Linked DNA regions of Homo sapiens: regions 1, 2, 3, 4, 5 and 6 are each linked to region 7. Evidence: chromatin loops called from intact Hi-C (ENCODE). Cell type or tissue: dorsolateral prefrontal cortex. All regions are shown on one strand. Region 1 overlaps PLD1 (phospholipase D1). Region 2 overlaps FNDC3B (fibronectin type III domain containing 3B). Region 3 has its middle 8.7 kb from the start of TMEM212. Region 4 overlaps TNIK (TRAF2 and NCK interacting kinase). Region 5 has its middle 23 kb from the start of SLC2A2. Region 6 has its middle 110 kb from the start of TNIK. Region 7 has its middle 53 kb from the start of EIF5A2.

The links. A loop is a pair of places that touch in the nucleus more often than their neighbours do. Peaks named below come from ENCODE experiments on the same cell type or tissue, not always from the same donor. Only the 100,000 strongest peaks of a DNase experiment are listed, where the experiment ranks them.
Region 1: a loop joins it to region 7, with 7 times the contacts of the local background. A loop is called at or near these places in 25 of 110 quality-filtered maps.
Region 2: it touches region 7 in a loop (5-fold over the local background); 10 of 110 quality-filtered maps call a loop at or near these places.
Region 3: it touches region 7 in a loop (4-fold over the local background); 15 of 110 quality-filtered maps call a loop at or near these places.
Region 4: it touches region 7 in a loop (17-fold over the local background); 22 of 110 quality-filtered maps call a loop at or near these places.
Region 5: a loop joins it to region 7, with 4 times the contacts of the local background. A loop is called at or near these places in 17 of 110 quality-filtered maps.
Region 6: a loop joins it to region 7, with 19 times the contacts of the local background. A loop is called at or near these places in 100 of 110 quality-filtered maps.

Annotation. Positions count from the first base shown.
Region 1 is chr3:171,770,736-171,774,735 of GRCh38, forward strand. The region is part of intron 1 of PLD1 (phospholipase D1); the gene reads right to left. Among named protein-coding and RNA genes, the nearest start is that of PLD1, 38 kb to the right of the region's middle. In dorsolateral prefrontal cortex, CTCF peaks have their summits at 456, 1,902 (motif pointing left) and 2,106; a DNase peak (open chromatin) is centred at 1,906; H3K4me3 peaks cover 824 bases; H3K27ac peaks cover 4,000 bases.
Region 2 is chr3:172,340,031-172,344,030 of GRCh38, forward strand. It overlaps FNDC3B (fibronectin type III domain containing 3B), which reads left to right. Exons shown (of 26, transcript NM_022763.4): 17 at 1,083-1,201; 18 at 2,981-3,086. Among named protein-coding and RNA genes, the nearest start is that of GHSR, 110 kb to the right of the region's middle. In dorsolateral prefrontal cortex, CTCF peaks have their summits at 1,641 (motif pointing left) and 1,840; no DNase peak of the experiment used is centred here.
Region 3 is chr3:171,832,662-171,836,661 of GRCh38, forward strand. No RefSeq gene overlaps it. Among named protein-coding and RNA genes, the nearest start is that of TMEM212, 8.7 kb to the right of the region's middle. In dorsolateral prefrontal cortex, CTCF peaks have their summits at 1,717 and 1,916; no DNase peak of the experiment used is centred here; H3K27ac peaks cover 2,655 bases.
Region 4 is chr3:171,181,314-171,185,313 of GRCh38, forward strand. The region is part of intron 7 of TNIK (TRAF2 and NCK interacting kinase); the gene reads right to left. Among named protein-coding and RNA genes, the nearest start is that of MIR569, 77 kb to the left of the region's middle. In dorsolateral prefrontal cortex, CTCF peaks have their summits at 1,926 (motif pointing left) and 2,129; a DNase peak (open chromatin) is centred at 1,928; H3K27ac peaks cover 2,401 bases.
Region 5 is chr3:171,047,654-171,051,653 of GRCh38, forward strand. No RefSeq gene overlaps it. Among named protein-coding and RNA genes, the nearest start is that of SLC2A2, 23 kb to the left of the region's middle. RefSeq lists a silencer at 2,293-2,502. In dorsolateral prefrontal cortex, CTCF peaks have their summits at 2,376 (motif pointing right) and 2,584; a DNase peak (open chromatin) is centred at 2,358.
Region 6 is chr3:171,564,798-171,568,797 of GRCh38, forward strand. No RefSeq gene overlaps it. Among named protein-coding and RNA genes, the nearest start is that of TNIK, 110 kb to the left of the region's middle. In dorsolateral prefrontal cortex, CTCF peaks have their summits at 2,229 (motif pointing left) and 2,432; no DNase peak of the experiment used is centred here.
Region 7 is chr3:170,959,425-170,963,424 of GRCh38, forward strand. No RefSeq gene overlaps it. Among named protein-coding and RNA genes, the nearest start is that of EIF5A2, 53 kb to the left of the region's middle. In dorsolateral prefrontal cortex, CTCF peaks have their summits at 2,338 (motif pointing right) and 2,551 (motif pointing right); a DNase peak (open chromatin) is centred at 2,613; H3K4me3 peaks cover 660 bases; H3K27ac peaks cover 1,628 bases.

The DNA of each region.
Region 1 (4,000 bases), 810 kb after region 7:
AAAATTAGCTGGGTGCGGTGGCATGCACCTGTAATCCCAGCTATTCAGGAGGTTGAGGTGGGAGGATCGCTTGAGCCCAAGAGGTTGAGACTACAGTGAGCCATGATCATTCAACTGCACTCCAGCCTTGGTGACAGAGCAAAACCCTATCTCAAAAAAAAAAAAAAAAAAAAAAAGGGGGCGGGGGCAGGGCTGATATTTACTAACAAGACCTCTGGACTGCAAATCCAACACAGATACTAATATGTCATTTCCACTTGGCTTCCAGTTGTATTTAATATGGTCAAAAAATGCATATATTATAAGGAGAAACATAACCCCCTAAACCTCTGCAGGATAAACGAACTCACATTATTTTCTAAAAGAACGCAGCAACCCAGTCTGTCCTATCATCACACCGTGAGCTCAGAAAGAAAATCTGACACACGCAGCAGAAAGTGCAAAATGTTATTTACTAACCTGGTGCCCCTGTGAAAGCAGTTGCTCCATATCACCTTAAAGAAAGAATCCTTACTATGAAACCAATCTCCAAGGCAGCTGATAGCCAAGAGGTGGCAAAATCGACTACCCTGAGAATCCAAATAAACGGGCAAAGCCTTCCTGTTCCCAAGCCCAGTTTTGGCTGACTCCCTCAAGGCAACTTAAGTCATAGCCAAGCCCACAAAGCACTTTAGCCTATAAGCTTTAGTAATGAACTTGAAACCACTCCCCATATGTTAAAGAGACACCGGACTGCTGTGAGAAATAAAACCCACATACAGAATGAGCTACAGCTTCAGGCTGCACTTTTGTACTTGCTGCCCAAGAAAACCATAACACAAACTTAAACAAAGAGAACTCTCACTCCCTTCTCTCCCCTCAGACACTGCAATAAAGTGAATGATTAATTTTAAGCAAGGGGATACAGTCTGCCCTCCATTAGGGCCATGAAATGACTTTTATATTGTTCAAGTTGTGTGGCAGTTATGGAACAGATAGCACTGTAATTTCACATTGCATAAGAGGGACATATGAAGTTATCATTTCTGAGAATCAAATGTAGATAGTATTACTATTTTCAGATAACATTGAATAAGCTTAAAAACCTCATCAAATCCAACGATTAACATAAGTTCAATAGGAAATTTTGTCAAAGAACCTTCTAACTTCTGATTCTGACTTAGTGTCTATAAATCTTAAAAACATTCTTATAATTCAGTTTCACCACCTACATTTAGAATGGATGTATAAGCTAAGACACGTCTTTTAACATGGATCTTTAAGCTGCCTTTTAAAATGGAACTTAATACCACTCACTAAGATTTCAAAATAAGAAATTTATGTTTCATTCTAGAAAAATGTAGTCAATCAATTCCTTAAAGCAGTTAGATCTTAAAACAGAGTCAGTAATGTTCTAGCATATTGTTAGAACATCAGCTTTTTAACACAATGTGTTCACAGTATACTTATTTTCCCCTAGTTTTCAACTCCAAGAACAGTTTTAATTCTAATGGCTTGTTGCCATGATTTGTATTTTGTTTAAATGAGACTTATTTCAACACAATAACCAAGGTTTTTGAACTTTAATTATTGTTTCTCCTAAACCATAAGATTGGACCAAATATGCAGGCAAAGCTTGATTCACCTGTTGCCAAACTGATTTACATGAATTACTGGTAAAATTCAAGTTACTCAAAACCTGTGAAATATAAGCCATTAGCTCAACAAATTCACCCATGAAAATCCTGGAGACTATTTTAGATCTAATACACACCTTGCCCACCCCTCTACCCACTCCCAGGTCAGGGCTCAAGAGGATCTCATGGGGTCACCATAGAATGAGGGGGCAAGATAATTTCTTTTCTCAGGGAAAAAAGAAAACGAGCCTCAAGACCTGTGGCTGATGACTTTAAAAGGAGCTAGTACCCCACCTGCTGGCAAAACCAAGCGAAAGCTGGATGAGCTGAACAAACCTCAGGGGAAATGTTATTACTTTGATGTTGGAAGAAAAACAGAGAAGGAGCAGCTATGCGAGCACATTAATGTCACATTCAGTATGTCGTTAAATATTATTAAATTTTTCCCCACAATAGTGATATATTTCTAGAGGATATAAAAATGCTCATGCAAAAAAAGTAGATTCAAAACCATCTATTTTACATGGATCTGGTTTGCAAACATATATGATGATTTGCATGCCCAAGGAAATCCTCTGATAAATAATATTGATCTCTCCTCTGCAGAAAGAGCTTCAAAAAATACTCCTGGGAGACCAACACAATCTTTGAAATGGAAGAAATATGAATAAATCCCCAACTCAGCTAGATAAACTACTGGTGGGGCTGTGTCTCCATCAGTCTGTATGTCTGTATTCCCAGAATTTCTCTTATCTTTCAGCAAAAATTTATTTCCTTTTGCCACATATAAATTAATTCTTCTAAAATGAATATCTGATATTAACCTTAATGAAGATGAAGAAAAGTTAAGTGGTGGGCACCAAATTACACTACATTCTTTAATAAAACCCCGCAATAATAAGAGTATAGCAGGATATGACTTTTAAATGAGCCCAAGCTGTACTACTAAAACTAAAATGAGGCCAGGTGCAGTGGCTCATGCCTGTAAGCCCAGCACGTTGGGAGGCCGAGGCGGGTGGATCACGAGTCAGGAGCTCCAGATCAGCCTGACCAACATGGTGAAACCCCATCTAAACCCCGTCTCTACTAAAAATACAAAAATTAGCCGGGCGTGGAGTAGTGCACCTATAATCCCAGCTACTCAGGAGGCTGAGGCAGGAGAATCGCTTGAACCCGGGAGGCGGAGGTTGCAGTGAGCCGACTTCGTGCCATTGCACTCCAGCCTGGGCAACAGAGCGAGACTCCGTCTCAAAAAACAAAACAAAACAAACAAACTAACTAAAATGAATAAGGATAGCTATTATATAAGCTCTTCCGATGAGCCAAGCTTGGTTCTAAAGTGCTTTATAAGTACCAACTCATTTAAACATTACCACTCTATTATTATACCAGTTTGTTTGTTTGTTTGTTTGTTTGAGACGGAGTCTCGCTCTGTCACCCAGGCGGGACTGCAGTGGCGCTGTCTCGGCTCACTGCAACCTCCGCCTCCTGGGTTCACGCCATTCTTCTGCCTCAGCCTCCCGAGTAGCTGGGACTACAGGCGCCCGCCACCGCACCCAGCTAATTTTTTGTACTTTTAGTAGAGACGGGGTTTCACCGTGTTAGCCAGGATGGTCTCGATCTCCTGACCTCATGATCCGCCCGCCTCGGCCTCCCAAAGTGCTGGGATTACAGGCGTGAGCCACCGCGCCCGGCTATTATACCAGTTTTACAGATGATAAAACTGAGGCGTCCAAAGGCTAGTAAGTACACTGCCAAGATCACACAGTTAGAGACAGAGCTGGGATTAGAACCCAGGTCGGTGCTCCTAGCCATGTACTTTAAAAACTCTTTCTTCCTGAGTGCGTACCACTTAAACCCTGCCAGGCCCTGGTCAAATGCAAGGGCGGGGGAGACAGTGGATAAGGCCTGCACTGTGAACAGTCCTCATAAAGGCTTTCCAGAGAAGTGGCCACAGAACTGAGACCTGGAGGTGACATGGAAGGGAAAGGGTCCCCAGGGAGAGGGCACTCACTCAGTCTGCCAAGGCAAAGGGTAAACGGGGTGGGGGACATTGGAGGGACTGCCTGCAGGGACCTTAGTAAGGCTGAGGGACCAGCAGAAGAAAATGCTGTGAGGAAGGCAGAGTCCTCTTATGTCACATCATGGAGCAAAGAGGCATCACCAACGGATGCTAAACCGGAAAGTGTCCAGATATGCATGTTGAAAAGGTAAGTAGGAGGAATGAGGCCTTTTTGGGTGAGTAGGAATTTAGACATTCCAGGTAAAGGCAAGCACAGGCCAGTGCTGTAAGACATACAAGTTTATACTTTCATAAACTGTATCAAGGAGGCTTGTGCCGTAAACCCCGCAGCAGCATGCGCACTGGCTCCCTTGTCAAGCCA
Region 2 (4,000 bases), 1.4 Mb after region 7:
TTGTAAAGTGGTCAACTGGAAACACAGCGTGAGTGGGAATAAAACAGAGGAGTGAAGAGCCTCCCAGTGGCCTGGAATTGTGAGTCAGGCAGGCGGCTGAGGCAGCCCTGGGTGCCCTTGCTTCTGACGGCATCAGCCTTGGGGGGCACCCAGACTCCTGGTGACCGTTTCTCTCTTCAGTTCCACAAAGCGGTCAGATCACTTGGGTCATGCCACATTTGGTCTTTAATTTGTCACCCCCGTAGGCATTTTTGTCTTTTTTTTTTTTTTTTTTTGAGAGAGTTTCACTCTGTCGCCCAGGCTGGTGTGCAACGGCGCAATCTCGGCTCACTGCAACCTCTGCCTCCTGGGTTCAAGTGATTCTCTTGCCTCAGCCTCCCAAGTAGCTGTGATTACAGGTGCCCACCACCATGCCCAGCTAATTTTTGTATTTTTAGTAGAGACAAGGTTTCGCCAGGTTGGCCAGACTGGTCTCAAACTCCTGACCTCAGGTGATCCACCCACCTCGGCCTCCTAAAGTGCTGGGATTACAGGCGTGAGCCACCGCCTGTAATTTTTGTCTTTTAAGTGGAGCTCCATGAAGGCAGTCAAAAGACCCAGTTTTTAAAAGAGGATTTCACTTCCTTTGACCTCTAGGCAGATAAGAACAGGGAGAAATTCTTGCGTACCACCCCAGACTTGCCAGAAGCCTCGTGGCCAAGAAGTAGCCCCGTGCCTGGCTGCCCCTGAGGCCTCCTCACACCAGGAGCATTTGATAGCTTGCCCACCCCTGTTCTGTGTCTCCTACCACTCCCTCCATGCCAGCGGCACGTTTCATTATGGTTTCCCACATCCAAACCTCATAGCAAATGTAATTGTGGTGATAATAGGTAGTCTAGCCAGCAACACTAAGTATTAAAAATGACTCAATGTTATTTTGGTATTTAACTTTGTAAAAGAAAAAGGAAGAGCTTTCTGGCTATTTAAAAAGAAAAAGAAGATGTTGGTTTTCATGAAAACATAGAGCTTTTTCTTGTCAGCAATGGCTGATATGCTACATTTTTACAAGAGGCATAAAGTCATGCATAAGTCTTGTTTTACAGCGAATCAGTGGGAAGTGGCCTACAGTGGGTCGGCTACCGAATACACCTTCACCCACTTGAAACCAGGCACTTTGTACAAACTCCGAGCATGCTGCATCAGTACCGGCGGACACAGCCAGGTTGGTTTTGTTTCCATATGAAAGTAAACCTCATTGATCAAATTCGGACAAACTGTCTATAACATCAGAAGCAAATTGCAGTTTAAACAATGTATCTTGGTAATGCAACCTAATAGTATCATGTCAGGAAATGAAAAATAGAGCTTTCTGAATTGCTGTTTAGAGGTATAAGATAGGCCTAAATGATTCCCTACTGAATTGTGGTATTTTCGGGTACATTTGTCACTCACTCATTTCTCAGAAGGCTTTGACATAATCACCTGTGACAGTTGAAAATTGTCTGGAATTTGCATTGACTAAATAAAGGAGACCTCGGTTATTGCAATGATTAAAAAACTATAGATTTTAGAGTAAAAAGATAAGACCTGCACAGCACTGCTGTTACCACATCTATCAATTTTAAGAATTTGAGACATACCTTCCTCAAGGTACTTTACTGCCATCTGCTGGAAAGTTGTTGCAAAAACAATATAAATCCATGATGACTGAGCTGAGTGGCACCTCCTGAAGTTGTGTGGTACCCAACGTACACATCTGTAGGCAGCATCCATTCTTTTGTTTCTACTATTTATATGACTTTAGACTAACCTGTTAACATGTCAGGAGCCTTAGTTTCAACCACATAGTACTCTCATAGGCGCAAAACAACCTAATAAATATACATGGAGTACTCTAGAAATAATTGTTATCTAAATGGTTTTAACTTACACTCAGAAAAGTGAATGAGAAACGAGATGCCAAAAGATACTTTCACTGTAGAGATATTTAACATTATGATTTGAAACCACTAAACATTTAAAATGAAAGAGAAGGAGAGATGGTGGCTTACAGCCCTGTGCTGGGTTGACTTTTCAAGAGAATACCTGCCATTTGAAGGCCTAACTTTTCTAGTCAACCCACTTGCAACATCAGTTTTTGTGTTTACTTTCTTTTGCCCCCAAGGATGGTACTAGGGCATCTAGACTGCCCATGTAGACACTGCCTGTGAGGAGAAGGTCCAGCTGGACCATCTTTATACAGTGCCGAAGCTGTCTGGAATGCCTCCCAGGTGGAGTAAATCCAAATCAAAGCTGAGATTATCAGTGGTCCTTCCTATGTGTGAGGCACTACACAAGGTGGCACTGAGGCTGAACTGCTCAAATGCATAGAGTTCATTTCCTCTGTGCCACTTCTCAGGAAGAAAACTGAATGTGGCTGAGCTGTATAGCTCTACCTGATTTTCTCCCGTCTCAGGAAGTAGGTCAGCTTCCATACCACTAGCCTTACGCAACCAGATCCTGCAAAATAAAGGACTGCTTATTTTAGCATTAACAGTACCTGCTGGTTGATGTCAGAATCAATTGATTAATATTGAGTTTATTTGCTTTTCTGCTCTGTATGTGAGTGGTTGGCCATTTATGGTACCATTTTAAAATTTCATCCAGCTGTCGTTTTGTGTTCTCTTCTGTCCTCATGAAGGGTCTTTCTAATTTTGATTTGAAGGAAAAGAATTGTGTGCTTAGGATATACAGTACTCATGTCTGCTAATCTAACTTCAAAAATAATCATTCTTGTTTTTCCCAGTGCCATATGAAGTCTATAGCCACCCTTAAAACACACACACATAAATTTATATGAAGATCTTAATTACATTAAAAGCATACCATAATGTGCACACATTTAGTGTGTAACCCCTTTTCGGTAACATTTGCAGTTATGGGGTGGAATTTGCCTGATATGTAGAGGTCTGATAAATTCACAGTAACTAAGAGATGGTTCTCTCTGGTGTTTCTCCTGCAGTGTTCTGAAAGTCTCCCTGTTCGCACACTAAGCATTGCACCAGGTCAATGTCGACCACCGAGGGTTTTGGGTAGACCAAAGCACAAAGAAGTCCACTTAGAGTGGGGTGAGTGAACTAACCTTCACATTGACATTGACAATTTGGACAATTGGAGATGAAGACTTATGCTTTGTAGTTAAGTTTCAAAGCTTTCTTCTAAAGACCATATACGTTTTTGTCTGTTGAGGATGTCCATATTCTTCTTGAAGTATGTTGACCCAGGTTTTTTATGTGTGTCATTCCCCCCATCCACACCCGCAACACTGTCCCTCACCTTCCTCTTCCTGATGGTGCCACACACATGGTTTATCCCCCGCACTTCAGGGGACACATTTCTAGGGAGTATTTCAAGAACAGCCAGTCTTTTTCAGAAAGTTTTCAACTTTATTCATGGGAAAAAAATTTTGTGCTCCATTTAGAATTTAAACCAAAGAATGGTTTATAAGATCACATGGAATTCTTTCTCGTCTTTGTTTGCAACCACCTCTGCTGCATTGTCCTGTGTGGGTCCTGATGTTTTTACAGCATTGATTTAAGCTGTATTAGCGTTTCCTGTTGTGTCCAGCAGTTTACAACATGTATAATTACAAGTACAAATGTACAGAACTCTCTAGCAGACTATTTTTTCCTACCACTTATGTCTAAAGTATAATAAATTGTGCCAATTTGGGGTCCTGTATTTTGATTTAGCATGACCTTTGGTTTCCAATTAAAGAGATTTTTCTTCCCTCTTTTTCTTCCATTTACCTAGCATTAGAATATGAAGAAATATATCTAATGTTCCTATAATTTTGGGATTATTTTATCAATGTAATTAAATAAACTTCAGTGGACCCGCTTTGGAGAGTATGGATAACATCATTCAGAAACTTTTATTTTTATATCTCTTTTTTGGTGGGCATGGATTCTTTTGTAAGGGAGATACTGAGGCCGGCCACCTATGTGATATTTTGCTCAACTTGTGTGAAATCTGGTGCACT
Region 3 (4,000 bases), 870 kb after region 7:
ATAACAAAAGAAGGGCAAAAGCTGGGCATGGTGGCTCACGCCTGTAATCCCAGCACTTTGGGAGGCCAAGGTGGCCAGATCATCTGAGGCCAGGAGTTCAAGACCAGCCTGGCCAACATGGTGAAACCCCGTCTCTACTAAAAACACAAACATTAGTTGGGTGTGGTGGCACATGCCTGTAATCCCAGCTACTTGGGAGGCTGAGGCAGGAGAATCGGTTGAACCTAAGAGGTGGAAGGTTGCAGTGAGCCGAGATCACGTCACTGCACTCCAGCCTGGGAGATAGAGTGAGACTCTGTCTCAAAAAAAAAGAAGAGCAAAAATAATGGTGGATACTACTTTACATTATCATCGAGGCTCTGAGTGATGGGGAAAGGAGGACCTATATGGCGAAAGAATATACAGTTCACTCTGTTTTCAAATATCTTAAATATCTTAAGTGAATATGGTATAAAAACCACAAAGCATAGTTTTATCCTCAAAGGACATAAAGGAAATAAAATCTTCAGAAAAGAAGGGCTGTGTTTGTGCTGGGGAGAGAGTTGGGAAGAACACGTTGTGAAAAAAAAAAAAAAAAGGAATACTTCAGCCAAGTACTTCGTTCTTTTAGCCTGAGGCCAAAACTATAAAAATTAGAAGAAACCCTCGCTTTAGGACTAGAATGAAGTGTTTATATTATAGATCCTGGTAGCTAATTCTGCAGGAACATTACTCTAAGCTCCATAAGGTGATGAAGATGCTGCCACTCTGGTCTTCAGTCTTCCACTTTTCTTTCCAGTAAAAACTTAGGACTGTTATTAGCATCATTACTTGATCATTATTGTTACAAATAGTTACTAATAAATAACCAAAACTAAAAAACATATTTAGAAGCAATACACTAGACATTGTTTTGTTACATATATTCAGAAGATTTTAAACTCAGCACTAGATGATGCTAACAAAAGTGACTTGTAGAATTTGAACAATTGTGCTGAGCTTATGCCAAATTTATCCAAATTTAATGAACCAAGTAATGATATTGAGGACTCACATGTAATAGGGGAATTTTTTATCCTTTAAAACCTAAAGGTGAAATGAAAATTTGCCCTCTTCCTAAACTATGAGTTTCTTGGGGCATCACTTATTTATCCCAAAAATTTGGTATTACCACTCAAATTTTGAACAACTGAACTAATCTAAATCATGACTCATCTGTCACTAGATGGGGTTAAAGCATTTTCATCCTCTGTTACCATGGGGAGAGAAAGGTTCTGGATGACTATCCTTTCTCCCACTCAGCATGTGTGGGATTATTAAACCCCAAATAGAACACTGCTAAATGTTTTTTCATATTTTGTTTTTCTATAAACAAACTTTATCTGTGGCCTTGTAGCAGTTAGTCAGTTCCAGGAAACGCACAGCTAACAATGTCATTCCCCCTGTATTGCGCATAATATAAAAAGAGTTTAAGTAAATATTTGAATTAGGACAATTTGAAAAATTTAACTTTGGAGTTCCCTAGCATTTATTGACCACTTCTTTTCAGGATAGCTATTTCAGCTGATTAAACATGTCATACCTGTGCCATTTAAATGAAGCTAGTTCAATGTAACATACTATATAGTAGCAGAGTACGATTTTAGAAACTCAGCATTTGCAAAAGGGAACTCAAATTAGAAGGTTAAGCTCCTGTTGGGTATCAAAGAGAAGCTGGTCTATAAATAGCAGTATAGCAACACCTAGTGCTAAACACAGATATAGCAGAAAGATAATCAGTCACAACAGCCTTATTCAATATTAGGTTAATATTGCAATTGGATGACTTTTTTCTTGGTATTTTAACTGGAATTCTTTTGTGAAATGGCAGACTTGGACTGGCTGGTCTCAAAGGTCCTTGCTGGCTCTGCCTGTGATACTCCAGTTGGGTTATTACTCTGTGCCTTTCATTGTCATTGCCCTACATTCTTTTTAGTCTGTAAGATAAAGGGGTCTTGCAGAGGCCTAGCTTTTATCTTTTATGTCAATCTGCGCTGTGTGGATTGTGTGGAAGAAATGGAAGGGCTTACGTACTAGGAAAATGTGATGTGGAAGTCCCACAAACATCCGTTTCTCGTATCGTGCCACTTTAAGAAAAATAAAAACAAAAACAAAGGCAGGATATCTGGGTTGTTGAAAAGAGAAAATAAATTGTGAGCCTTTCGATACAAAACTGATACCCTCAATCTGCCTTCAGTAGGTGATGTTTAGAGTGTGTGACCTGGCTCCTTATGTCATACGGATGCACTTAGTCGTTCAATTTTCCTGTTTTAGAAAAGACCACATTATCGTCATATGAAACTACAATAGAAACATGAGTTTGCATAGCCAAATTTTTCCAAGTTAAAATGTTAATATCAGTATCTTACTTTTCTACACAATTAGGGGAAAGTATTACCTATGCAAAGAGGTCTGCTGAAAGAGAGAAAAGATTTTAATATGTAGAGATATTAATACATAAAACCACAGGCCAAGCAAAAGATCTATTAAATTAGATAGGTCATCATGAACAGCAACTACTTTAAAAGTCAGCAGTGGATTTAAAAGGTGTTTGTCAGAGCTTTTTCCCAGAGGCAGAAGTTCTTGCCGGACTTCAGGCAGTTAGTCTGCGATGTTGCATCTTCCTCTATTTAACGCAGAGTCATGTGTCAATGTGTCGTGTGCTGACATAGCAAGCCCAAAATAATCTCAGCCATGGGTCACTTCAGTGCAGCTCTCCCATGTATCTACATACAACGCATGTAAATTCACAATGCAGTTTCCAGGTGAGCTAACCTGGAAGATCTTCTTTGTATTTCAGTGTGGATTTTCATAAAGAAGAGGGCTGGAGCAGTTTAAGACCAAAATATTAAATATCGCTTGTTTCTGAGGGAAGGCCTGAGAAGCTAGCTTTCACAGCAAACTGGTCTGTATAAACTAGCAATTGTAGCCTTCGTGCAGTGGCTCATGCCTGTAGCCCCAGCACTTTAGGATGCTGACATAGTAGGATCACTGGAAGCCAGGAGTTCAAGACCAGCCTGGGCACATAGCAAGATCCCATCTATACAAAAAATAAAACTCAAAAAAATTAAAACTAAGTAAACTAACAACTGTGATGATAAGCAGTGGTTTCATTCATTCACTCTCATCCATTCATTCATTCATTAGTTCATTGACTCAACAATACTTTCTGTGCATCTACTATAGACCACAGGCATTGTTTTTGGCTCTGGGATACAGTGGTGAATAAAACAAAGTCCTTGCCTTCATGAAGCTGTTATTCTAATTGGGAAGACACACAGTAAAGACATAAGCCAAGAGCTATGAAGAATAAAGTCAGGTGGTAACGAGGCCATGAAGATCCATAAAGCCAGATAAAGGGATGGAGAGGGGGAGATTGGTAAGGGAAAATCTTTGAGCAGAGATGTGGATGAAGTTGAGACAGTGAACCAAATTGTTTGTACCAACCTTAGCTCACTTTGCTTTTCTACATGTGTTGAAATATACAGAAAATTGAGGCTCATGATATTTTTAACATTGCTTAGAAAACACAGAGCCAGGCACAGTGGCTCACGCCTGTAATCTCAGCACTTTGGGAGGCTGAGGCAGGCGGATCATGAGGTCAGGAGTTTGAGACCAGCCTGACCAACATGGTGAAACCCCATCTCTACTAAAAATACAAAAATTAGTCAGGTGTGGTGTTGCGCACCTGTAATCCCAACTACTCGGGAGGATGAGGCGGCAGGATCACCTGAACCTGGGAGGTGGAGGTTGCAGTGAGCCGAGATCACGCCACTGCACTCCAGCCTGGGTGACAAAGCAAGACTCCATCTCAAAAAAAAAAAAAAAAAAAGAAAAAGGAAAAGAAAGAAAAGAAAAGACAGAGAAAGAACTTTGTTTCATGATCAATCAGAAACTGGTTTACAGAGATATCCTCTGTCTAGTGTTGGCCAGTAGATGGGGATTTGCCTTTTAGGTCTCTGCTACACCAGATCCTTGTTGA
Region 4 (4,000 bases), 220 kb after region 7:
TCAAGAATATTGATTTCCTTCTTCTCCACTGTCAGGTGACACTGCCTTTGCCTGCCCAACTTAGTCTTCTATGATTTCCCTTCATTTAGTTGTGGCAGAAATTGTTTATTGGCTAACCCAATGGTCATTTTCAACCCTCATTTTTGTTGCTGCTTCCATTTCAGAGTATAGCAAAGCCACACTTGCCTATCCTGACTCCCCGACAGCTAAGGATGGCAGTTAGGGATGTGACATAGTTTTCTCCAATGAGACATAAGCAAACATCTTCTGGGAGCTTCTGCTTTTCCTGAAATAAGGGACAAATATAGCTAGTGTCTTGCTAACTTTTTCCCACTTCTTAGTGCCTTGAATAAAAATATGATATCTGGAGCTACAGCATCCATCTTGCAACCATGAGTTATTGCCAACAGACTAATGATGCCAGCACAGAAAGCTAGGAGCTTCGGTTTCTGAAGGTATCAGTGAAGCATCACATGAACCCTGAACTGCCTACCTCTAGATTTCTGGTGACATAAGAAACGTAAGTACAGACAAAAGCATTCCTAAGTGATAATACACATACAGCAGTAATTTGAAGAACATACTTTGACAGTAAGGAAATGGAGAGGTCTCATTTGTTAGGTAATCCTGGATTTATTCCACAGGAAGCAAGAAGGTTTAGGGAAAAAATATGTACTTTATTTAGTACACATCACCTCAGAATCCCTCTTGGGCAGCCTTTCCCTAAGCCACCAGAACACCCCTTTCAAACCAAAGGTCATATCACCACAAATACCTGTGCATACTCTGCTAAGTCACATGACCTAGTCAATTCTGCTGCTTCCTTAAGCCTTCATTTGATATCATTGTTAGGATTTTTTTTTTTTTTTTTTTTTTTTTTTTGGCTGGGGTTCTCTTGTTTTCCAAAAGGAACATTTATATTCCTGGTCATATATATCCAAAGTTGCTTGTAAGCTACACTCAACTGCCCATGCTAGAAAGCCATAAATGTCCTTGACAGGCCTTGTTTAGCCGTTGGATACATTAGCGAGTCCCAAAGACACTTCAGAACTTAAGTAAAGGAGAAAATGCTCCAATTACCACTGGCAAGACAGATCACAGGAGACAAGCAAGGGAAGATGGAAGAACAAGATGAGGAAAGAGTCAGAAAGAGATAAGTTTCGTTCATGGCCATGGTGTGACTCATTTTGGCAGAAGCTGGATAATTCATTATTCCAGAGGTGTTGTGCAGCCTAGCCTGTGGCATGATTAATACCCTAGCGCTATGTGCATTACAAACAGAAGAGAGACAAATTCTAGTGCCTTTGGGAAGGCAGAGGCAAGACAGAACTTTTGGCTGCTGGAAAGGGTGGGAGTGGGGAACAGCTGATACACAAGCAACTTGAACAGAACAAGAAAGCATTCCTTCTGGGGCTGGGCTGCTCAACACAGTGAAGAAAAGCAACACGTTTAGATGTCTGAACCAGCCACAGAAGAATGAGAGGCTGTGTGGCACAAGACAAGAACCCCAATGTGCACCATGAGGTAGAAGGTGCCTATGGTCTGCAGCCAGACCCAACTGTGACACAACTAACAACTCTGAGCCCATGAAAAGAACTGCAACAGGAAAAGAACACATGTCTTGCAGGACTGGTAAGAGAATTCAATAAGGAAGAATATGCAAAAAGTGCCTAATATACAATGCAGTACATGCTGCATTGGGTATTCAACGAATGTGGGTACAGATAGACCCTTAGGACCAGATATCATCAACTGGCAGTTCAACCAGCAAACCAGAGTCAGGTAAGATGACAGGGAGCTCTGGTACTCAGTGGTGGTCAAAGAGGTCACAGGGACCATGCAGGCATAAACAAGAAGCTTACAGGAAGCAAACAGGAAAACGTGTGTCCTCCTTCCTCCTCCAGACTTGATCTCCCGTTCTCTATTGCTCCCTGCTGGCAGAGCCTGATAAGAAGTCAGATGGACAAACAGAAGGGAGGACAGCTGACTCCTAGCTCCATTATCACAAAGCAGAGAGCAGCACGGCAGTCCACAGTTGACAGACAATAGCTTAATAATGGGCACAGCCAGCATACTGTATCACAGAGCAGAAAATCGTCTTTTGTTGGGTAACTTATTTGTGACTAGTTTATTCTTTTGAAATGTTCCAGGTGGGAAAAAGAAATTGATGCATTGTGTGTATGGTCCCTAGGGACAACATCTTAATTGAGTGGTAAAAGTTATAGAGAAGCAGATTCTGGCTCAACGTAAGCAGACAGAGGTGTGTAACACAAATATGAGGTTGAACCGTATGAAACTGTTGCCTTTTAGGGGTAAAAAATGGCCCCCACCGGGTCCAGTGGCTCACGCTTGTAATCCCAGCACTTTGGGAGGCCAAGGTGGGCAGATCACGAGGTCAGGAGATCAAGACCAGCCTGGCCAACACAGTGAAACCCTGTCTCTACTAAAAACACAAAAATTCACTGGGCGTGGTGGCGGGCGCCTGTAATCCCAGCTACTCAGGAGGCTGAGGCAGGAGAATCGCTTGAACCCAGGAGGCAGAGGTTGCAGTGAGCCGAGATCGTGCCACTGCATTCCAGTCTAGGTGACAAGAGGTAGACTCCGTCTTAAAAAAAAAAAAAAAAAAAAAAGGCCCCAAATAGCAATACTTCCATATGATAACATAAACACAAAACTATCTATAATATATATACTAAGTACTATATATTGAGTACTTACCAAGTGGTGGACACTGTATTAATCCCTTTATATATATTCTCACTTTATTCTATTATAACCTCCGAATAAACAATTTATTATTCCCATTTTATGCAGGTTTACAAAAAGTTAAATAACTCCCCTGAGTTAATTTGCAAATAGGAGGCAAAGTCTAAACTGGTCCTGTCTGACTTCAAAGGACTGACTCTTATTAATTATGTTATATATTTATATATTATGTTATCTAGATACAGAACTTAGGTGGTGAGTTAGGGTCACTGAAGTGGAGATAGTTATTAATAATCCCATTTCACACATAAAACAAACTGAGGACAGAAATCTTTAGTTTTTTGTCCATTTTCACTTGTTATGTGACCAAAGGGAAAATATTAGAATAGCTCACTCTCTTCCCCTGGGTATCAGCATGTTGCGTGGAGGAGGTACTGGCTGCGTTTCACTAAGGAATCCTTTATAGGTGGGTGTGAACAGAGAGCCACAGAAATATGTTGAATAGGAGTTTCAGTTTCCTGTTGGTGACACTAACATGCTATCTGGGTCATCTTCCTTCTGATCGAATAGGGAAGGACCTTTGTTTGAATCTCAGTAGACAGAGGCCACGACTTGTTTGAGAGTGTAAATGCATCATTCTGCAATCTGAATATTGTCCTCTCAGGTGACACCCTGCACGGCGGAAACTCTACCACTAGTTAGGTTGCTCACTTCATTTCCAACTGAAACTCTTACTTAGAAGAAGTATTTCCACCCTGCCTGAATAATGCCAATTATCTGTGACACAGGGGAAAAGAGTACTTTTTCTCTACAACCAGAGCACAATATTCACCCAAACGCTGGAGGAGACACCCATGTCTGCAAATAATCTGCAGCACCCATATGAAAGTCTCATAAACAGAGTTTAGGCAAATAATAAACAACATTGGCACAGATCAGGCCTGAGGACAGGAATCTGGTGGGGAGTGGGATAAGGGGGTAAGCCATTTCACTGTGCATCTCTTACTTCATTGGCTTCATATAAGAGCAAGGCCTGTTTATGGCAAAAAACATAACAGGACAGAAAGATATAGAAAATAAAAATTGTAAGTTTTCCATCCACATGCCCTATTCAAAAGTAAATACTATTAAGTTTTTCCAGGTTCTTTATAGATTTCCCGTGTGTGTGTGTGTGTGTGTGTGTGTGTGTGTGTGTGTCTATGGGGTGGGAGGGGTGAATAAGACTACATTATGTGTACTATACTGTGGCATTCAGCCACAGAAATTTCTTAGTGGGTGGTTCTGTTAAAGTAAT
Region 5 (4,000 bases), 88 kb after region 7:
CAAGCTTGTTTTAAAACTAACAATGATATTCTTTTTACGTAAGTATTTTCTAAACTTTCCCTTGGATTTTATGGGCATATTATAAGAACAACTATGTACGAAGTTTACAAAGATCTGATCTGGAAACACAGCACAATTGTGAGGCAGGCAGGAATGATCTCATTACCCCTACTTTAGAAAGAAGAAAACAGATGCTTGGAGAGCGATTTGTTTAGGGTCATCAAGCTCTGACTTAAGATTTTATTCTTCCATATATTTCAGGAATAATGTCCCACTTCTTAACTTTCTCTTTTTCACTTTATTTTCACCTTTTCTTTTAGTTAAAGGCCAAGGAACAGCCTTTCCCAGGGTGCTGTCACTGACATTTACACCCTTGATTTTAATGTCTTAGGGACTAAATGCTCTTTGGTGAGATGCTATTCAGGTTTTCTTTATTTCAAAGAAGAGTCATTATTCTTCATCCAGTCATTATTATTGGAGTAGTTCAGTAGAAAAAACACTAGACTGGTAATCAAAAGAGCCGGCTTCTTATTTAGATTCCACAACTCCCCAACCCAAGTTCTTGAGCAAGTTATTTCTCTCCTAGTCTCCATGTCTCCATTCATAAAAGGAAGCAGTTAAACAGGATGAGCTCTAAATTAAAATTAAAATTAGGGAGAAAAAATTTAAAATATGATGAAAAATAATTAGCATACCTGATTAAAGCATAATTAGAACATGCAAGGAATAGATAAAACCAATGAAACAAACCAAAAACTTAAGAGTAAAAAAGAACTTAAGTATAGATTAAAAACTTATAGATAGGGTGGGTGCGGTGGCTCATGCCTGTGATCCTAGCACTTTGGGAGGCAGAGGTGGGTGGATCGCCTGAGGTCAGGAGTTTGAGAGCAGCCTGGCCAACATGGCAAAGCCCCGTCTCTACAAAAATTAGCCGGGCATGGTGGCAAGTGCCTGTAATCCCAGCTACTCAGGAGGCTGAGGCAGGAGAATCGCTTGAACCCGGGGGACGGAGGTTGCAGTGAGCCAAGATCGTGCTGCTTCACTCCAGTCTGGGTCTAAGGGCGAAACTCCGTCTCAAAAACAACAACAACAACAACAACAACAACAACAAAAACTTATAGATAAAATGTGAATAAAAAGAGGAAAAGGGTTAAAAACAGGTAACATACAAAGGTGAGTTGAGAAATTTAAGCATAAAATACTCAAAGAATAAGGAAAGTGAAGTATGAAGAATTCAAAGTCACAAAGAAGTAGGAATTGACAGCTATCAAATAAGAGAGAAAGGCAAAAGCAAGTGCAAAACAGTAAATAGCTAAGCCAAAAGAAATCAGAAGAAGACATGTATAAAAAATAAGTGTTAGTAAATAAGTAGTAATAAATTTTATCTCAACCTAAGACTAAGAGACAATAAAAAGGATGGTAAAAATAAATGTTTGAAAATCAAAAGGGGGTAAACATGAAAAAAGAAAAACAGTTAAAAGCAATATAAGTAAGCAAAGTATATGAAAATAAGGCAGAAATGATAGCAATAAAATGTGCCTTTCAGGGAGGTTTTTTTTTTTTTTTAAAGATATTTCAAGAAAAAAAGAAGAAAATGATCTGCCTACAAGAGCAAGTAGGTGTCATGTGTCCTTAGCAGTCTTCTGAGCAGAGGTAACATGTTGCAGTATAGAATCTCTGAGGAAACTCAGGCCTGTGATGGACAGCAGAGCTCCCAGCTGCCAGGAGGGGTGTGCCCCGCAGGATGAAGCCCATCCAGGAGGTTTAAGTGTAGATGAGGAGCAAAGTCAGTGGGCCAGATGGCCCCAGTGGCTGGTCCAGCAGACTCTAGCCTTTCTTCTAAAAGCACTACTTGGGACAAACGATGGCCACTAAGATGCCTGTACAACATGAGAAAGAGGTGGTTGTTTGGACACACTTTTGATGTCTATATAGGCTGGAAAAATGCAGAATTGTTCAGAGCAGAAGGAAAAACTCCAGACGTGTAGTCTTCCTTCAAATTTGTGATTGCGGGTTGTCTAGGACTGTGGGCATCAAAATGACATTCCTGCTCACAGCAGGATGGGGATGGTCGAGAAGTTTGCCTTAGTAACAAGCACTCAGGTGATTCGTATGATCAGAAAAGTTTAGGTTAGTAGGACCACACAATAGCTTCATGCATCAAAGCCGAGGTTCAGTAAGGACATTTGAAGGATTAGTTCTACAGGAAGCAACTAAAAAGATGTCCAGAATTATATGCACGAAATGATTCACTCACGGGGAAAGAAGTTGGGGAGTGGGGGTGAGGTGGGGAGCTACCATACCAACATATGGTAATTTTGGCCATTCCTAACAAATGGTGTTACAAACGTTGCCCACCAGAGGTCAGGCCCGGCTGAATCAGGAAAGCCCTGTGGCATATGTCAGGAGGTTGGGCATAGGAGTCAAGAGAGAATGCTATACGTTGTTCAATTGAGTTTAAGCCTGAGGATACCTCTGTGCTTGAGGCTTTACATGGCAAACTGAAACCTGGTTTTGTACATAGATTGACTGAAGGCCTATCTTAGGAATATACTCTTGTAACACGTGGCTGAATCTTAGGCAATCACAGCAGTTTAATTTCAACTGATTGGCCACCAGCTGATTCAAGTAAGGAAAAACACTTGGTAAGCTGTCACTGTTGTTTTCTGTCCATAATGTCATCTGACCAGTTTGCAGGCCCAGAGTTCTTTGAACCTGTTCTGGTCTTGAGTGAGGGCTGCCCAATTCTAAAACTGATAATGAAAGCCAATTAAGATCTTTAAACTAAATTTGTTGTAATGTTGTCTTTTGACAACATTCATGTAGTCAAATTTCCTGCTCCACTAGCACTTTCTCTAGCCATATTGAATGATTTCCCATTTCTGTACCCACATGCTCTTCCACTCCTCTGTGCCATTGTTCAAGTCTCTCCCTCAGGCTGGAAAGCCTCTCTCTTTTTTTTCCTCTCCCAATGTCTTATGAAGGCCATATCCCTTCATTTTTGTCCCATGCAATCCTTGAAATCCTCTATCAAATGACTGACTCTGTTCTTTGTCATTATCTCTGTTCATGTCTCCTGCCTTCCTCATGTCCCCTGCAACCTAGGGAGATCGTTTCTCCATCACCTCTTTCTGCCTCAGCATCCAGTATGAGGCCTGTTATAGAATAGACAGCTGATAGATAAATGGCTACTTTGCTTTCCTTCACGTAGATAGTACATACTGCTTTAGTGGCTCCTCAGAAGCCAGATTATAGCTGCCTCAAATGTTTTAAAAAATAAGATGGCATATAAACAGGTAAAAAAAAAAATACGATGATGATATTGAATTCTCTGACATCTAAAGGTGATAAGGGCAGCCATATTAAAATGAGCTGAAACAATGACCATTAACATGTTATCCACATTAAAACGTTGCCATAAAACACAACCAAAACAAAAAGGGGATTCTCAGGGAAAATATTGACAGTTAAAAATTTTCCAAACCATGGTCTAAGACCAGGGATTGGGTGATATATCAAGAGGTCCAACACCCCATCTGTATACCAGGCATTGTTTGTAGCCTAAATAAATGATTCATATGTATAGTAATTATTTTAAAAATGAATGTGGCTTATAAAATGCAGCTTTATTTAAAACTGTTACTAAACTTTTTGTTGCTTTTCTGTTTCTGAGGTAGATAGGAGGTGAACTCATCATACTTTTAAAAATTGGGAATGAATTCTTTTGGTAAATGAGGTGACTAGGATGCAGTTAGCTTATGACTTCTGAGTTTCGCTGTGTCGTCTGTTTCACAGCATATCCACTGTGATGGCACTAAAGCCTATAGAGCTTTCTTAAATTCCACTTACTTGATGAAGCCAGCAAAATAAATATAAATCATGGACATTAGGCAGGGTGTCTGCTTTGTTTCCAGTGCTGGGTGATGCTCTTGGGTTTTTTCCTATCAATTTTTGAGATGGGCAGTATATTTCTATACTGAAATAAGGTCTGGACTTTTGT
Region 6 (4,000 bases), 610 kb after region 7:
CACCTTTGTCTGTTTGTCTCATCACTCAACCCCCGACTTCCCCTCTCACTCCACACAACTGCATCCCCAAGTGCTGCCCTCAAGGCTGGGCCTAATGGGCACATGGAGTCCTTATCTTACTCATCTTCCCTGTGGCATTTGACACGCTTACCAACTTCCTATTCCTTGAAATTCCCTTTTATTGAAACTCTAACAACTTCCCAAGACTTCCTGAGGTCATCTTTTTCTCGTTCCCCTCCCACTCCTGGGATGCTCCTTCTTGTTCTCTTTCGTTATAATGACTTTCAAAACTGGGAACTTGAAGTGTACTTTGTGCAAATTAACTCACATGGTTTTGATGAACTGAATCAGCATCATACCCAGCGCAGGGATGGGAAATAGAGAGGAAGACCCACTGCGGGACTTCTGTTTGCCCACTGATTCAGTGAGAAGCCAGGATGCCAGGTCCAGCACAGCAATGAGTTTGATTGTGTTGATTGTGTCTCCTCCAGACATTCACTGTCAACTCTCAATGCAGAAACAGCTCATGAACTATATTTAGGAAGGACAGAGCCTGATGAGTGTGGAAAGACTGCAGGTTTGGGCACAGGGCTGGATTTAAAGGTCTAGACCTGTGAACACCACCTATTTTGTTGGCTGTTAATTTTAAGTGTATGTTTGTTCTAACAACAGGACCCTAGCTTCTGCTGGCCCTTAAGGGTTACAAGATTTTCCTCCTGGTGACAGATTGTTTGGCTACATCCCAAAAGATATAAAACTCCTTCCAGTCATCCCAGAATTAGGTCCATAGATTTCCAGTTATAGAAGAGAGCCATTCTGGGTAACACAGCAGATGTAAATTATGTGCCTGAATTGATTTTGCATTAATTTCTCGTAGGCTATTTTCATGCTGCTTAAATACCACTTTTTAAAGCCACTATGGTATTGTATTTTAAAAGCTGATTTGTTTCCACCACAGAAAGGGCTTCAGGAGGCAAGAGCTGTTTTTCAAACCCTTCCCCTTGTGCAAAATTACTTTCGCCAGTGAGGAATTTTCAGTAATGAGCTGTCTGTTTGCACAACTCTTCAGTGCATGTTTGCATGCTGCTTCTGTAAGCTTCCTTTTGCAAGACATATCATGAGACACAAACTTCAAGTTTCCTACTCCCTTGAGGGACCAGCCCTGCCACTCATTAGCTTAATATGGAAGCCCAGGGGCTCAGATAATAACACTTTATGTTCTTGCTGTACAGCAGGGCCAGTATGCTTTGTGCTGTGGACTCTTGGCTGTCCTGCTTGATCCAAATGCTTTTGGAAACCATCAGATAAAGGGCAAAAAGACAGTCTGTAAATCTATGGGGTTTTTGGTACAGAAATAGGGCTAGGCTCACATTGAACTCCTGAACATGATATCAAAGCTCTTATTACAACTTTTTATGCATGAACTTTCATATATATAAAACTGGACATCACATAGCAAAGTAATAGCACATCAGCTGTTCCTACCACTAACAGATGGCAGGAGCAGGCAGGGGAACTTCAGCTGAATTTCTTCACTGATGTGGCCATTGTTTGCTATGTTTGGGTGTTTGTTTGTTTTTTGAGACAGGGTCTCACTCTGTCACCCAGGCTGGAGTGCAGTGGCATGATCTCGGCTCACTCCAACCTCCACCTCCCAGGTTCAAGCAATTTTTCTACCTTAGCCTCTTGAGTAGCTGGGACTACAGGTATGTGCCACCACGCCTGGCTGATTTTTTGTATTTTTAGTAGAGACAGGGTTTTGCGATGTTGCCCAGGCTGCTCTCAAACTCCTGGCCTCAAGTGATCCGCCTGCCTTGGCCTCCCAATATTTGGCTTTCCTTTGATTTTACAAATGGCCTGACAAATCAACTCCCTCATCCCCACTTAAGTACTAAGAGTATTGAAAATGCAATTAAAAAGAAGGGTAAATTTTGATGGAAACTACAGTTTTCATAAAAGTGGAAAGAAATGGATGATGAATGGCTCAACAGGACAAAGAGGAAGCTACACAAAATTAAAAATTAAAAAATTATCAGTATAGCTGGAAGACTGGAACTGAAGTTGGATGTCTGTTATCCTGAGGTTAATTCAGGAGAAGGCTCTGGACTAAAAGACAATTGGACTGAGAACTCCCTTTAGGGATGTCACCTATTAAAGAAAGGTAATTTTGTACAAAGCTGCCGCATTTACCGTGAGGCTGCTCATTTTTAGATTCTAGCACCACCTAGAGGACAGAATGAGATAATTTCCATTCACCACTGAACCTAAGGAATCTTTCATCAATTAACCGTTTTTCAGTTTTCAAAACACTTAAATTTTAATATCTGATTTGATATCCAAATAATTGTCTTTGAGGTAGGAATTTCTACCTTTAGTGTACTGATAAAAAATCAATTTTTCCGCTGGCTTACTGTCCAAAGAATTTGATCAGTTTTTTATGTGATCAAAAATTATTATCCATGGATTATTTTTTAAACTTTATTTAGGTACAGTTTATATACTCTAAAATTAACTAATTTAAAGTGTGCAGTTCAATAGTTTTTGGTGAATTTACTGAGTTGTGCAACCATCCCCATAGTCCAGTTTTAGAACATTTTTATCCCCCCAACAAGATTCTTTTTTTTTTTTTTTTTGAGACAGGGTCTTGCTCTGTCACCCAGGATGGAGTGAAGTGGCATGATCTCGGCTCACTGCAACCTCCACCTCCCGGGTTCAAGCAATTCTCCTGCCTCAGCCTCTTGAGTAGCTAGTATTACAGCTAGTAGCTGGTATTACAGGCACCTGCCACCACGCCTGGCTAATTTTTGTATTTTTCAGTAGAGACAGGGTTTCGCCATGTTGGCCAGGCTGGTCTTGAACTCCTGACCTCAGGCGATCCTCTTGTGTTGGCTTTCCAAAGTGCTGGGATTACACTCATGAACCACTGTGCCAGCCAAGAGTCTCTCTTTTTTACAGTTAATCCCCATTCTCACCCAGCCCCATGAAGTCACCAGAGTTTTTTCTGTCTGCATAGATGTGCTTTTTCTTGGAATTTCATATAAATGGAATAATAAAATGTGTGGGGTTTTTTTGCATCTGGCTTCTTCACTTAGCATAATATTTTTGAGGTTTATCTGAGTTGCAGCATTTATCAGTATTTCATTCGTTTTGATTGCTGAGTAGTACTCCCTTGTATTGATATACCAATTATATTTGTCCATTCACCAGTTGATGAACATTTAGGTTGTTTCCAGTTTTTTGCTATTTTGAAAAATATTGCTATGAATATTTGCATGGAAGTTGTTTTTCTAAGTAAGAAACTTTAATTAGTAAACAGGGAAGTGAATAAAACATGTGGAAGAAGGGTGATTATATGAATTATGTGTATTGAGGAGAAAAAAATAGAATAAACAATCAGGAGATGCCTAAGGGAAAGGCATCTGGGTCCTGGGCCCCGGATTCAATGTGTACCCAGGAACCAAGGAGTTCTTGGTATCGTATTCTTCCAGAGACACAGAAGAAGCATGGGGAAAATTATTCAGGATTTGCTCTGATAGTTTAGCAGTATTTGATGACAGTTTTTAAGGTGTTTCTTAATGTTGGATCAATACAATATGTAGCCGATGCAGACCTTGGTAACACATCTGAGGTTGGAGATTGAAGTACCATTATGATCTCTCCCCATCATGAAGATAGAGGTGAAGGGGACATTTCAAAGTGAAAAATAAACTATGTGGTCAGATGCATTTGAGTCCAAATCCAGGCTCTGTTAATATCTATAAGGACTGCAAGGTCAAAGTTCTCATCAGTATCCCTGGAGGCCATGGTACCTATCTCACAAGGCTGTTGTGAGGATTTGCTAAGATGCTTTATGGAAAGCACTTAGCATATGGCCTGGCACACAGTGAGTTCTGATGTTATTTTTGTAAGATTGGATTGTGCTTGACAAACCCAGGAACAGTGACATTGACTTCTGTTATTCCTGAGAACCTTTTACATCATTTCATTGGATGTTTCTGGC
Region 7 (4,000 bases):
ATGTCAGACATTGTTAACTTTAACTTGTTGAGTGCTGGATATTTTTGTATTCCTATAAATTTTCTTGAGCATTGTTCTCAGATACAATCAAGTTACTTGGAAACAATTTGATTTTTTTAGGTCTTGCTCTTATGATTTTTCAGGTGGGTCCAGAGCAGCACTCAGTCTAGAGCTAAATATTTCCCAGTGCTGAGATAATGCCTTCCTGAGTACTCTACTCAATGCCCCTGATTTATGAGATTCTTACAGCTGGCTGGTGGGAACAGTCACTGTTCCCAGGCCTGTGTGAGTTCTACACATTATGTCCTTTATTCTTTCAGATGGTTCTTTCCCTGGCTTTAGGTAGTTTTCTTAAACACATTTACGTAATTTTTTTTTAAATTTTTACTTTAAGTTCCAGGATACAGATGCAGAATATGCAGGTATGTTACATAGGTAGACATGTGGCCATGGTGATTTGCTGTACACCCTCAATTCCCTTTGGATACTTGGAAAGCTTTCTCAAGGACAGGTGTAAACAGGCCCAGAATGCAAAGATTGGAATAAATACCTAACTCTTCAATACCCAGACACCAGCAAACATCCACAAGCATCAGAAACATCCAGGAAGCATGACCACACCAAATGGACTAAATAAGAGACTAAGGGCAAATCCCAGAGAGACAGAGACATGTAATCTCTCAGAGATTTCAAAATAGGTGTTTTAAAAGACAATGAAATTCAAGATAACACAGAGAAGAAATTTAGAATCCCGTCAGATAAATGTAACAAAAAGATTGAAATAATTGTTAAAAATCATGTAAAAATCCCAAAGCTAAAAAATACAATTGATAAATGGAAGAAAGCTTCAGATTCTCTCAACAGCAAAGTGGATTAAGTGGAAGAAATAATTAGTGACCATGAAGACAGGCTGCTTAAAAATATACAGGCAGAGGAGACAAAAAAGAATAAAATGGAATGAAACATGCCTGCTTGGCCGGGCGCGGTGGCTCATTCCTGTAATCCCAGGACTTTGGGAGGCTGAGGTGGGTGGATCACGAGGTCAGGAGTTCAAGACCAGCCTGGCCAAGATGGTGAAACCCCGTCCCTACTAAAAATACAAAAATTAGCCAGGTGCAGTGGCAGGCACCTATAATCCCAGCTACTTTGGAGGCTGAGGCAGGAGAATTGCTTGAAACCGGGGGGGTGGAGGTTGTAGTAGGCCGAAATCGCCGCATTGCACTCCAGCCTAGGCGACAGAGTAAGATGCCATCTCAAAAAAAAAAAAAAGGAAAAATGCCCACAAGATCTAGAAAATAGCCCCTAAAGGGCAGATCTAAGAGTAATTGGCCTTAAAAAAGAATTAGAGTGAGAGTCCAGGATACAAAGTTTATTTGAAGAGATAATAACAGAACTTTCCAGACCTAGAGAAAGATATCAATATTCAAGTACAAGAAGGTTATAGAATAACAAGCAGATTTAACCCAAATAATATTACCTCAAGACATTTAATAATCAAACTCCCAGAGGTCAATGCTTTCCTTCAACAGATAGTATTTATTGAGCACTTTTTGTATACCAGGCACTGTTCTGGATACTGAGGATGGAGCAGTGGGCAGTGAACAAAACAAACAAAATCCTTCTTCTCATGGAGCTGATACTTCAGTGGGAAGAGACAGGCAAGAAAAAAAAAAAAGGAAGAGGGAAAGCCGCTAAATGCTAAGTGTCAATAAATGTTAAGTAAAATGGGGGCAGAAAAGCAAAGACAGAAAAGCACCCTACCCCAATGGGGGTAGGGTGGATCTTGGATAAGATAGTCAGCAAAGGCCTCCATGGAAGGCCAAAATAAAAAGTGAGAATTGCTCTAGATTAAAAGAGACCCCTGAAACATGTCAACCAAATGCAAAGCGTAAGTCTTGATTACATTCTGGCCTTAAAAATGCAAACTTAAAAACATTTTTTTTGATGAAAACTTGGAAGATTTGAATATAGATTGCATATTAGATGATGGTGTAAAATTATTAATTTTTCAGGTAAGGAGATGGTATTGTCATTATGCAGAGGGTATCCTTTCAGGAAGTTTATGCTGACAGTTTTTGAATTGTTTTAGTGTCTGTAGTTTACTTTCAGATGGTTCAACACATAGAGGAAGAACTAAAGCAAATGTGGCAAAACATAACAATTGGTAAATATGATGAAGGTGTAAGGGTGTTATTACAGTATTCTTTAAAATTTTATGTATGTTTGAAATGTTTTCAAAATAAAAACTTGGCAGAAAAAAAGATGGAATTTAGGGTTGTTGGAGTCGATCTGAGTTTTCATCACCAGGTGGTGCTAAAGCTTTTCAAATGTAGTTAAATTAACAGCAAACAATCTGTGCTGACAGTTGCATATTAATTTAGGAAAAATTTGGGTGGGAGGAACATAGACTATAAATCAAGCTTTTTAAATTTGCCAATTTTACTCTTGCTTGCATTATTATATTTTACACAATTTGAAGAGGTTCAGCTATACGTTTTCTGGCTGTCAGTTTCCTTCTCTTCGACCTTTCTCATTTCCAGGCCCTTATTTTCTTCTCACAAAAGAGCTACTGTGATAATTCCCAACACCAGATGCCACTGTGATCCACACTGCTCACAGAGTAACCTTCGTGCAGCATTTCTGTCCCCTTCATCAGCTCCCTATTCCCCTCCAAATAGTTTCCACTCCTCAGCAAAGAATTTACAGTTTGATACCAATCTTCTTTTCCCAGTGTATCTATTATTGTTGCCTTGCATTAACCCTACTCAGGAGAAACATTGACTGCTGTCCTTTTTTTTTCAAATAAATGTCATACACTTTCTTGCCACTGACTATTCTGCTTTGTGTGTCTCCATACTCCCAATGCCCTTCTGCCTATTGCCAGTTCAAAATCTGACCTTGCCCATCATTGAAGCCTGAATTAAATATCATTTCCCTCATGACAATTTCCCCAAACACCTTACTCAGAAATATTCCTCTTTCTACAGCACTTTTAAATTTTCTTACCAAACTGATAACATTTTGTATTACATAATAATGTGTGTACACTAAATTATAAACACCTCCAAGGTAGGCAGTTTATGTTTATAGTCTTTGGATTGTGTTTAATATGATGTGGAATTTACTAAAGGTCAGTGGAATTGAATTTCAAGATTATTCAGAAGTAGTTTATAGTAGTGGTAAAAGTACTGACTAATTACCACCAACTGCCAGCCTTACTCTGGTTGTTCATTTCACAGATAAGCAATGAGAGGCCACCATAGTGAGAAACCAACCTGGATAAAGGATGTTCATGGCTTAGCAGCCCCACCTACCAAAAAAAAAAGTTATCAATTTGAAGTAAAATTTCCTTTCAATTTGAGTCTGTCAAAACCCTTAAATTCTTGAATGTCATTTGATCTATATATTCTTCTAGGTAAAAACATGAAAAGAATGATCAAAGATTTGCTTTAAGAATATTTCGTATATGTTACAAAATATGTTTGTAAAAGCTAAAAATTAGAAGCAGCCTAACCAACAATACAAAGTTGGTTAAAGACATTCTAATATATCCATACAATGAATTACTATGGAGCTATTAAAAATGGTGCTCGAGAACAATATTTAGTGGCATAGAAAGAGGCCCCCAGTGTTATTATAGGAAAAAAAATACACCATATTGTTGACATAATGCTTTTTAATAGAAGAAAAGATTTGCATAGAGAAAATACTAAAATTGATGGCAGAGATATATTTCTAGATTTGGAGATTGACCGATTTAAATTTTCTCTCTTGCTATCTTTTTTCCCCCTAAGTTTTAACTCTGAGCACCTATATTAAGCAAACAATAAAAATATTTAGGAGAGAAATTATATTCCTAATGTTATTCCATTGTGTACATTCATTAATGAAGGAAGGAATTTCAGGCTCTAACATTGTTACTTGGGCCTAACATAGAACCAGAGGATAAGAAGGCCAAATGATAACCCAAGAGAAGACAGTATCGGAGGTCAGAAAAGGT